2 separate regions of the Homo sapiens genome follow, and region 1 is linked to region 2. A link is a contact called in ENCODE Hi-C or POLR2A ChIA-PET data. All regions are on one chromosome and are shown on one strand. Each heading gives the region's core, a stretch centred on a gene start or an enhancer-like site at or near the end of the contact. The rest is flanking DNA. Distances are from core to core; before and after follow the strand shown. Region 1 has its middle 25 kb from the start of SFRP5. Region 2 holds the start of PI4K2A (phosphatidylinositol 4-kinase type 2 alpha).

What was found. A loop is a pair of places that touch in the nucleus more often than their neighbours do. ChIA-PET counts read pairs that join two places held with the same protein, here RNA polymerase II (POLR2A). Pooled maps may share reads with other maps.
Region 1: a loop to region 2 is called in a pooled map, with 5 times the contacts of the local background. The contact joins the enhancer-like site here to the promoter of PI4K2A in region 2. A Hi-C loop is called at or near these places in 5 of 50 pooled maps. POLR2A ChIA-PET finds 5 or more read pairs at or near these places in 2 of 52 experiments (B cell and BJ).

What each region holds. Positions count from the first base shown.
Region 1 is chr10:97,793,976-97,799,627 of GRCh38, reverse strand. No RefSeq gene overlaps it. Among named protein-coding and RNA genes, the nearest start is that of SFRP5, 25 kb to the right of the region's middle. Within about 2 kb of position 2,792, at least 2 of the 41 ENCODE cell types and tissues checked have a DNase peak (open chromatin) inside an H3K27ac peak, as active enhancers do.
Region 2 is chr10:97,639,257-97,645,597 of GRCh38, reverse strand. It overlaps PI4K2A (phosphatidylinositol 4-kinase type 2 alpha), which reads right to left and starts at 4,927. Exons shown (of 9, transcript NM_018425.4): 1 at 4,421-4,927. The coding sequence starts at 4,855. RefSeq lists silencers at 4,608-4,837, 6,002-6,185.

The sequences.
Region 1 (5,652 bases), core at 1,543-4,042, 160 kb before region 2:
ATGTGAAGGTATGCCTTTCTCCAGCCTTTCTCCTCCCACACCTAAAATGCAGGTGCAGCTTGAGTAGCGTCTTGGGCCATAAGGCCCTGCACTAAGGATGAAGGAGCAGCAAGGTGGCTGGTGTCAGCACAAAGTTTATCTCCACCCCAAGAGATAAACCCAGCTACAAAGCTGCTTAAGCTCAGCTACAAAGCTGCTTTGTGGACTTTCTCTACCAGGGCTATGACCAGTGTTCTACTTACTTAAGGGCAAAAACACCTCATTATCATCAAAGAACCCATAGGATGAGTCACTTAAGGAATGCTCTGCCACATGCTTTTTCTTCTCTCCTGAGACTTCTTTTAAAAGTATGATAAGTCTTCTCACTCTATCTTCTATGTCTCTTACATTTGCATCTATATTTTTCATCTTTAATCTCTCTGTGCTGCATTCCAGATAGTTTCTTAAGACCTAACTTCTAGTTCACTAATTCTCTTTTCAGCTGTATCTAAACTGCTGTTAACCCCATTCTTTGAGATTCTAATTTTTTTTTCAGAGCTACAGTTGATCACAGCCTGGTCACAGCCTGGGTAGCACTGAGCTGGAGGTAGAGTTATTTTTCTAAGAATAAAAGAAACAATGGACAACAGAAATAGGTCCCAAAGTACATAAAATATGGGTATTATCAGGTAGAAACTAAAACCAACTAGGCTTAATGTATTTAAAGAAATAAAAGTCTTCTCACACATGTCTGGGTTTTTTTTAAGTCTAAGTTTTAAAATTTTGGCAGGGAATAAGTAACTATAAAAAGTGACATAGCAAGTCTGAAAAAGAACCAAATAGAAATTCTAGCTCTGAAAAAAAAAAAGTTAGGATCTCAAAGAATAGGGTTAACAGCAGTTTATATACAGCTGAAAAGAGAATTAGTGAACTAGAAATTAGGTCTTAAGAAATTATCTAGAATGCAGCACAGAGAGATTAAGAATGAAAAATATAGATGCAATTATAAGAGACCTAGAAGACAGAGTTAGAAGACTTAGCACACTTTTAAGAGAAGTCTCAGGAGAGAAGAAAAAACATGCAGCAGAGCATTCCTTACTCTATCCTATGGGTTCCTTGATGATAGTGAGGTGTTTTTTTCCTTAAGTAAGTAGAACACTGGTCACAGCCCTGGTAGAGAAAGCCTAAACTTTTCCTTCTTTGTCAAATCCCTCTCCTAATTTTCAACCTGCAAAAGTCTGGGCAGAGGAAGACCTCATTAGCCTCTGGCTGAAGCCTGAGATGGCAGAGTTTTGTAAGACACAGGAAGGGGCATGGGGGTTGGTACTCTGTTACCTTGGGCAGTAGAGAGGAGTATATGCAAGGACCGGGATAGGAAACCAGATGGGAAAGGTGCAAAGAGGTACCTATGGGAGGGGTCTGAGGAAGCCTGGGAGAACAGAATTCAGATCTAAGAGAGATCCTAAGAGCCTCTGAAGGTTTCAAGTGCACTTAACTGTTTCTCCCCAGAGTGTCTGATTTCCTGTGGCCCAGTCACCCTGACCCTCAGTTGGAATCCCACCACCCTTCCAGGTGGTTCCAGTGGAATGAAACTAAAGCAGCTCTAGACTGCATCTCCCTCACTCATGGCCTCATCTGGTCCACAGAGAACATGCACACCTCCTTTGCTTCACCATCCATAGAAGAGGAGCTGGCTCCCAACACAGGTTTTTTTTCACTTGCTGTCTTTGCTACACCTTTTCAGGCTGAAAGCCAAAGCCCTTCCCATTAGACTCCTTGGGTTCATGTCATGATCCTTGAGCCTCCCAAACTCCAAGAGACACACCCTAGGCTCCTCCAAGGGGTTTCCTTGTAGCCCATCTTATCAGGCTTGAGGGGAGGGGTAACCTCCCTCCCTCACAGGTTGGCACTAAGGGGTTGGGACTCACAGCATAGCCTTCTACAAAGAAATTCTCTCAAATTTCTCCCAAATCTCCAGATCCTGACCCCGTTTTGCCATCTCCCCAGTTCTCAACCACAGTGTGCTGCCCACAGCTCCTTCTGCATGTGGCACCTTTGTCTTCGTGCCTCAGTCAATACTGGAAGAGAAAGAGTCCTGACTTAATATCTCATTCTATGTGTCACTGCAAGTAAATAGAGAAAAAAATCAAGAAAGAGATGGATACTGCACAGTGCTAACAATAATAATCACCAGAAGTTGAGATTATTGGTGAGTTTTATTTTACTTTATGTAGTTTTCAGATTTTCTAAAATGCATTTTATAAGCAGAAAAATTAAATTTTATCTTTAAAAAAGATGTAGGCTGAGCATAGCACTTTGGGATGCCAAGGCAGGAGGATCGCTTGAGGCCAGGAGTTTAAGACCAGCCTGGACAACACAATGAGACCCCCGTCTCCACAAAAGTAAATAAATAAATTATCTGGGCATGATGGTGTGTGCCTGTAGTCCCAGCTATTTGGGAGGCTGAGGTAGGGGGATCACTTGAGCCCAGGAGTTCAAGGTTGCAGTGAGCTACATCACACCACTGCACTCCAGCCTGGGCAACAGAATAAGATCCTGTCTCAAAAAAAAAAAAAATGTGGTTGCCGAAGCAAACATTATTGGTTACCCACCCAACAGCCATTTCCTGACTCCATCCTCACTAAATAGCCCTTGCAAGAATTTTTTTCATGTATTAGGTTGTCAGAACTTCAGAGAAGGCTGGACTCTCCTTGTCCCAGGACTGATACTTGGTCACTCATGGTAACGTCTTTCCCCTTGCCAGCAACTGGCTTAGGAAGGAGCATGTGACTTGATTCTGTCCGATGAGACATGACAGGAAGTCAGCTGGGGAGACTTCTAGGAAATGCTTTCTTGCTCTTAAAAAAAGACACAGAGGATAGGTAAACTGTGGCCAATCAATGCAATCTTGTTATTCAACAAGAAAAAAAAAACGAGCTACCAAGTCATGAAAAGACATAGAGGAAGCTTAAATGTGTATTACTAAGTAAAATAAGCCAGTCTGAAAAGGCTATGTACTATATGACATTCTGGAAAAGGAAAAATGGTGAAGACAGTAAAAAGATCAGTGTTGTCAGGGGTTAGTGGAGAGAGAGGGGTGAATAGGTGGAGCACAGAGGATTTTTAAGACAATGAAACTATTCTGTATGATACTATAATGGTGGATGCGTGTCATTAGACATTTATCCAAACCCATAGAATGTACAACACCAAGAGCAAACCGTAATGAAAACCATGGACTTTGGGAGATGATGGTGTGCCCATGTAAGCTCATCAGTTGTAACACACGTACCACTCTGGTGAGCGGTATGGATAATGGGGGAGGCTGTGCATGTTGGGAGGGCAGCGGGTATATGGGGAATCTCTCTACCTTCCTCTCAATGTTGCTGTGAACCGAAAACTGCTCTAAAAAAATTAAGCCTATTAAAAATAAAAAGTTAAAAAGGGACATGAGAAAAGAAACAGTTCTCTTCTGCCCATTAACAAGGTCCTGTGAGATGGGATGCAGCATCCAGGGACGCACTGAGTATGGAAAGAACACCTGGATTGCTGGCAGGGGGCGCTGAGAGCAGGGCGCTGGGAGTGGGCCCTCCCAGGTGCAGGCAATATGGGAGTGTGCTGGTAGACAATTGGAAACATCAGTAAAACAAACCAAGGGGCCATCTACATGCTATTCTCACCAAGCAATTCCTTTAAGGTATATCAGTGATAAAATACCCTTCCCTAAAAAATCCTTCATTGGTCTAAGTTCTAAACAAGTGACGTGGTTATACTGCTGGGCTTTCATACAAGTTAACTTCCAATTAGCACACTTTCGTGATTTATTCTTTCATAAGCATCATATTCTACATGACAGTTAATTTAGAAAGCTCTCGGTTATTCGGGCAGCCTTAGACACACGCTGACTTAGCTATGCTTGTGATATATTTTTAATTAGTAAACTTCATTTTTAGAGCAGTTTTAGATTTATAGAAAAATTGAGTGCGGGTAGTTTCCCTTAATATTAACATCTTACACTACAGTGGTACATTTGTTACAATTGGTGAACCAATACTGATACACTGTTGTTAATGAAAATCCATAGTTTACATTAGAGTTCACTAATGACCAGCAAAAGCTTTGTACATTCTATGGGTTTTGACCATGTAATGATATTACTCGTCATTATAGTATCACACAGAATAGTTTCACTGTCTTAAAAATCGTCTGCCATCCACCTATTCATCCCTCCCTCCCCCAGCTCCTGGCAACCACTGATCTTTTTGCTGTCTCCATAGCTTTGCCTTTTCCAGAATGTCATGCACTGTAGTTGGAACCACACAGCATACGGCCTTTTCAGATGGGCTTTTCCCCTTAGTACCATGCATCTGAGGTTCGTCAGTATCTTTTCATAGTTTGACAGTGTATCTTATCTCTTTTGCTCACTGAATAACACTCCATTGCATGGATGTACCACAATTTACCATTTACTTATTGAAGGGCACCTTGCTTGTTTCCCACCTGTGTATTTGTAGGGTAAGTTCCTAACAGTTGAGAATCATTCAAGCTGGGCCGGGCATGGTGGCTCACGCCTGTAATCTGAGCACTATGGGAGGCTGAGGTGAGTGGATCACCTGAAGTCAAGAGTTCGAGACCAGCCTGGCCAACATGGTGAAACCCCATCTCTACTAAAAATACCAAAAAAATTAGCCAGGCATGGTCTACAGACTACAGACTACACCTGTAGTCCCAGCTACTCAGGGAGGGTGAGGCAGGAGAATCGCTTGAACCTGGGAGGCGGAGGTTGCATTGAGCGGAGATCGCACCACTGCACTCCAGCCTAGGTGACGGAGGGAGACTCCATCTCAAAAAAAAAAAAAAGAATCATTCCAGCTGGCTTCAAGTGCAGTTTGTGTCCCCAAATCATACAGTACTACACATTCCTGCATTTAAAGGGTATTTTATTTATTTAGTTCATTTTTTATTATTTTTATTTTATTTTATTCAAAATAAAAAATTATAGTCTATTGAGTATGAAAAAAAACAGAATTTGAGTTTCTTCAATTCTGTCATTCTATGGCACCACTCTATGGAGGTTTGTTTTGTGTTTAAAATGGATAACCATGATGTTAAGTATGAATGCTTTTGTCTGGTAAATACAACATTTGTTTATACACAAAACATTTTACTGAATTTGAACAGTATGTTTAAAGTTGACATTTTCTTTGTGTTTATTTGTTTCAAAATGAAAGAACAAGTTGTTTAAAAATAATTATTACTGATTATTACATGGTTATTAGTGAAAATAATTTTTGTCATACTGATAATTCTAAAATAGCCTCCAGGATTCCTACCCTGACTATGCATGGCCTGTATGATCTCTTCTTCCTTAGTCTGGGTGGGACCAGCAAATATGGAATGTTATAATCAGTTGACTTTAAGTTAATAGAAAGTGAGATGATCCTGGGTAGGCCTGACCTAATCAGGTGAGCCTTTTTAAAGATGGTGACACCTCAGAGAGAGCTCTCCAGCTGGCTTTGAAGACACAGTCTTCAAGAAGAAGATGCAGGCCTTGGTGCAGTGGCTCACGCCTGTGATCCCAGCACTGTGGGAGGCCAAGGTGGGAGGATCACTTGAGCCCAGGAGTTCGAGAACAGCCTGGGCAACATAGCAAGACCTCATCTCTTAAAAAAA
Region 2 (6,341 bases), core at 3,678-6,177:
CTTGCTGTCTCGCCCAGGCTGGAGAGCAGTGGCACGATCTTGGCTCACTGCAAGCTCCGCCTCCCGGGTTCACGCCATTCTCCTACCTCAGCCTCCCGAGTAGCTGGGACTACAGGTGCCCGCCACCACGCCCGGCTAATTTTTTGTATTTCTAGTAGAGATGGGGTTTCACCATGTTAACCAGGATGGTCTCTATCTCCTGACCTTGTGATCCGCCCGCTTCAGCCTCCCAAAGTGCTGGGATTACAGGCGTGAACCACTGCGCCCCATCTACCAACTCTTATAGCCTTATTCGATACCATGTACCCCAAGAACCCTAATTAAGCAGTTAGTAGGAATGTTTTTAAAAATCTGATTGAGCTGCCCCAACTAAGTGCCAGGAACTACGTCAGGGCTTTCATGTGTGATATGTCATTTAATCCTCTTAACCTAGTGAGTCACATGCTGTCCTATGATTCTTGGCAATGTGAAAATCTAGTATTACTCCACGCAAAAGAGAAAAAGCTCAAAAAACCCTTTTGCAGTTGAGTGAGCATGAGACCTGAAGCACAAGGAGGTAAGTGAGGGGGGTATGTGTATACTCTCCCCATGACTTCTAGCATTTTCCATCTGTTCTTGGACCCCACTGAGACAGAAACCATCCAAAATTGAGAAATGGGACCAGGGCTGTTATCTTCAAGAATCTTTCAGACTGTCTAAGATCCAAAAGTGGCTGTCGCAGAAAGTGCTGGTTCTCCCAATCTCTGTTCCCCCTTGTTCCCTAGACACAAGACCCATGATTTTTACCTGGGCGAAAAAAGAAAAAAGACTATAGTTCCCAGCCACTACTACAGCTAAGTTTTAGACAATGGAATGTAAGTAGAAGAGTCTCCTACAACTTCTACGAAGTGCCTTAAAGGATGGGGGCATATTCACCCTCTCCCTTTCCTTCTTCCAAATGGCTGAAAAGCAGACAAGATGTTTGCAGCTTGAGCGGCCATCTTGGACCATGTAGTAGAAGCCATATCCTAAAGATGGCTGATCAGCTGGCAGGAAGAACCCTATGTCTCCAATAAAGTGAAATGTCATGCCAGCCCTGAGCATGCCTGAGCAGCTAGCCTATAGACTTCTTTTACATGAGGTGTAAATGAACCTTTTTTCAAGTCATCATTATTTTAAAATATCTGTCACATATAGTCAAATTCAATACTAACCAATATAGTAGCTGAGAAGAGAATTTAGAAATTCTTTTCTTTTGTTTTGTTTTTGAGACGGAGTCTCACTCTGTCGCCCAGGCTGGAGTGCAGTGGTACGATCTCGGCTCACTGCAACCTCCACCTCCCAGGCTCAAGCAATTCTCCTGCTTCAGCCTCCCGAGTAGCTGGGATTACAAGTGCCTGCCACAGTGCTCGGCTAATTTTTGTATTTTTAGTAGAGATGGGGTTTCACCATGTTGACCAGGCTGGTCTCGAACTCCTGACCTCCAGTGATGCGCCTGCCTCGGCCTCCCAAAGTGCTGAGAGTACAGGCGTGAGCCACCGCACCTGTCCAGAATATGGAAATTCTGATGACTGACTCTGAGGGAGCAAAGGATAGTGGTGAGAACATGAACTCCACAGCCAACCCGCCTTGGCCCAATCCTGCCTCTACCACTTACTAGGTGTGAGACCTTGGAAAAATTTGTTATACCATGGGCTTGTGTTGTCACCTGCGGGGATAATAACAGTACCTACCTCCAAGGGTGGTTATAAAGATTAAGTGAGTTATTATTTGTAAAGCACTTAAAGGAATATAGTAAATGCTATGTAAGTATTTGTTTAATAAAGTAAATACATTTGGAGGAGAGCCAAAGATGACAATTCCAACTACAGTAAGTCTGTGGGCCAGTCTAACCCACCGCAAGCATTTAGAAAGTGCCCTTTGTTCTAAATCACATTTTCTTCACTGGAAGCAGTATGAGTACGTCAAAAAGTTTTGTCAGGGCATCTGTGTTTGGACTTCCCCTATGAGAAAGGATAGTGGCCAGGAAATTTTAGAGACTGGAATCCCTAAATCACCAAGTAACATACCTATGGTCTGTCCTTCTCTGTGGCCTATGTACTGAGATGGTAGTACTTTACCTGCCAGGTAGAATTAAGAGATCGTATTACTTCCATCTGTCAAAGCACCAGCTCACTTCTCAGCTGACCTAACCCACTTCCAATGCAGCTCTAACAGTGTCATGAAAGAAAAACAAAAATATTCCTCCTTCTCCTGTACCTATCAAAGATAATCTTAGCCCCTTCTTACATTTGCCAACAAACTAAAAATACCCTCTGCCCACAAAAAAAGGACAGGCATGGTGGGTCACACCTGTAATCCCAGCACTTTGGGAGGCTGAGGCAAGAGGATGACTGCTTGAAGCCAGGAGTCTGAGACCAACCAGGGCAACATGGCGAGACTCTTGTCTCCATGAAAAATAATTTTTAGCCGGGTGTGGTGGTGCGTGCCTGTAGTCCCAGCTACTCGGAAGCTGAGTGGGAGGACCTTGAGCCCTGGATGTCAAGGCTGCAGTGAGCAGTGAGACTGCACCACTGCACTCCAGCCTGGGTGTCAGAGTGAGACCTTCTCTGAAAGAAAGAAAGACGAGAAAGAGAGAATGAATGAAAGAAAGAAAGAAAAAGAAAGAAAGAGAAAGAAAGAAAGGAAAGAAAGGAAGGAAGGAAGGAAGGAAGGAAGGAAGGAAGGAAGGAAGAAAGAAAGAAAGAAAGAAAAAGAAAGAAAGAAAGGAAGGAAGGAAGGAAGGAAGGAAGGAAGGAAGGAAGGAAGGAAGAAAGAGAAAGCAAGCAAGCCTCTGGCTGACATTTAAACCTCAGGGCACTCACATTTCTTTGCTTCTAGAAATGATGGTTCCCACTTGAGCTTGCAAGCTCTTTTATTTAAGAAACTTGGAGGCCGGGCGCGGTGGCACGCCTGTAATCCCAGCGCTTTGGGAGGCCGAGGTGGGCAGATCACAAGGTCAAGAGATCGAGACCATCCTGGCCAACATGGTCTCTACTAAAAATACAAAAATTAGCTGGGTGTGGTGGTGCACGCCTGTAGTCCCAGCCACTCAGGAGGCTGAGGCAGGATAATTGCTTGAACCTGGGAGGCGGAGGCTGCAGTGAGCTGAGATCGCGCCACTGCACTCCAGCCTGGCGACAGAGCAAGACTCTGTCTCAAAAAAAAAAGAAAAAAAAAAAGAAAAAGAAACTTCGAAAGACTTATTACTCGCAAAGCTTTCCCCAACTCAGTTTATGTAAACTGAGAAACTGAGTTCATGGCAGAATTGTTCTCTAATTCTTGATTAATTCAGGGACGACTCAAACTCTGAGTGAATAACTAGATCATTCAATGAGCCGAACCAAGAGCTACAAGTAACAGCCCGTCCTGGCCACTCAGGACTCCTATTAAAACAGCACCCTGGCCATCTAAAGAGTTCACACAGGAGAGATGTCAGGGAAAATCTGAGGAAACTTTGACACCCATAATTTAAATAACAATACATCTTTCCAATGACCCATTGCAGCACACCTGAAAATTTCCCTGAAACTTCCCTGAAAACAGGGAAGACTTGGTATTTCTTAAATTCTGCAGTTCTCAAAAGGATAAAGGTCACTTCTCAGATACCCTGGTCACTCCATGCCCCATCCTATAACCATCCCCCTTTATATACAGGCAGGGGACAAAATAAAGGTCGGCAAACGCTCTGCCTTAGTTGAAAAGCAGGCTGTTGATAGCCCTGGGAGAGAAATGAAAGAAAAAGTAGCTGATGGCCCCATGTTTCTAAAACTCCAAGTTCTATCTAAACTTTGGAGTCGTCAAAAAGTATTTGAACCCTTTCCCAGAAGTGAGCAATACCCAGGGCAGATGAAACTGGTGAGTCCGCCCATTCTTTCTTCAACGTCTGTTAATAAGAGCTGGGACGGTGGCAGGGGACATCCCCCACAACATAGAAGGCTGGAACTGAATTCTCAGATCCCCTGATAGGTCACCCATCCTCCTCCGTGAACAGCGACACACTGGTTCGGTCGGTCCAAAAAGAGAGAACAGGCCTAAAGCCCCAAATCTGCAAGTCGGCGGCCGAATAGCTGTCCCAGTAGTGTGAAGCTAAGTACCCTACTAGAAAGCAGTCTCTGTCCAGCGGCGGATTGCCCCACCACACCGCTGAGCCCCCGGCCCGTATCTGGTCAATTTCCTCTTTTCATTTTCCGCTCACTCCTCCCCCACCAAGTAGGTTCTGATTTATTTCTCCATTCCGCAGAGCGTCCCCAGCTCCAGTCCTCAGTGGCATCCCTAAATCCTGCCAGGGGCTGGTACTGTGAAGTTTCTCCCTTTTCCCTCTGGCTGTGCGAAGCCCCCAACTCCCCAGGAGCGCCGCCGGCCCTCAGCCCGCGGCGGCGGTCCCCACCCCCGCACTCACCCCCTGAGGGTCCTTGACGAAGTAGCTTCCGCTGGAGCCCTGGTAGATGCGCTCGGGAAAGATGCAGCGCTCGATGGCCAGCTCGGCCTGCCGCACCACCGCCTCGAACTCAGGATCCTCCGGGAACTCGTTCCGCTCGCGGTGGGCCTGAGCGGCGTGGGCTGCCGCCGCGGCCTGAGCGGCCAGAGCCTGGGCCTGCGCCGCCACGGTTTGGGTCTGGCCCTGGGCCGCCGCGCCCCGGGCCCGATCCAACAGTGGCTGCCGCTCGCGGTCGTGGCCCGGCGAGCCCGGCGGAGAGGGGCCCGAGCCGGCCGCCGCCGCCACTCGGACCGCGCCCCCGGGCACCTGCGGAAAGTGAGCGCCCGAGCCCGACGGGAAGGTGTAGTCCGGGGGTTGGGCCCGCTCGGGGGACACTAGTGGGCTCGTCTCGTCCATCCCTCAGACAGCCGGCTCCGGGACCCGGCGCGCTCCACACCACTGCGCTCGCGGCCGCGACCAATCCGTGACATCCCCCAGGCCCCGGCCGGCCAACCAGGTCGCGACGCCTCCTTGGCCCCGCCTCTAACCTGCCCTGTTTACTTGGCTACGAATAGGCACGGCCCCTCGCGCGCGAACAGTAGCCAATCAGAACCTGCTCCTACGCAATCGCTGCCTCCGCATTTTTCTCCCCGTCACCTTCTGTGAAGACTGCGCATGCTCCAGGACCCAACCTTGGGTCAGGCACGCCCCCTGCCCCTACTATACCAGCGCCACGCTTAGCTTCCAATTGGCTTACTGGACTTGGGCGCTTTCAAAACAGCAACTATCCTGTCAGTCACTCATTGAGTGCCTACTCTGAACCGGCTGTGAGATTGGAGGAATCTCATCTATGTATCCTCATTCATTCAGTCAGGCACTCATTCATTTATTGAGCACGTACTATGTTCTAAGTGCTAGGGAGACAGCAGTGAAGCAAAGAAACAAAGCTGCTGCTCTACCTCGATGAAACGTTTTTTTTGGGGCGGGGGGTTTGTTTTTTGGGTTTGTTTTTTTTTTTTTTTTGAGACAGAGTGATCAGTCTCCAAAAAAAAAACGACAGAGGTCAAGTGATCTGCCCACCTCGACCTCCCAAAGTGCTGGGATTACAGGTGTGAGCCACTGCGCTTGGCCTGGAAGTAGGTTTTTAAAGGAAAAGAGGCAGTTCCTAACTTGTTTACCAAGAATTTACATTAAAATAACAAGTTATAGATTGGCTATACATTGTACTTTGTATCCCAAATTCGTATCTCAGTTGACCTAACATACTTCCAATGTAGATGTAACAATGTCAGGTTACACTTCAAGTTCGCAGGAACTTGAAGGTAATGGGTGAAGTAGCCAGTCAGGATAAAATGTCTTAACAATTGCCTCCAGGTTTTCCTAGGAAGCCCTGAAGATTTCTTTTTAAAATATTATTATTATTTTTTTAGAGTTAGGTTATCTCTATGTTGCCTGGGCTGGTCTTGAACTCCTGGCCTCAGGCGATCCTCCTCCCTCAGTCTCCCAGAGTGCTGGGGGATTACAGGTGTGAACCACCCACAGTGCAGCCAAAAAATAAAAAATTTTTAAAAGAAAAAAACCCGCCAGGCACAGTGGCTCACGCCTGTAATCCCAGCACTTTGGGAGGCTGAGGCAGGCGGATCACCTGAGGTCGGGAGTTCAAGACCAGCCTGACCAACATGAAGAAACCCTGTCTCTACTAAAAATACAAAATTAGCCGGGCATGGTGGCACATGCCTATAATCTCAGCTACTCGGGAAGCTGAGGCAGGAGAATCGCTTGAACCCAGGAGGCAGAGGTTGCAGTGAGAAACTCTGTCAAGAAAGAAAGAAAAAGAGAGAAAGAGAAAGAAAGAAAGGGAGAGGGAGAGGGGCAGGAAGAAATAAAGAAAAGAAAGGGAAGG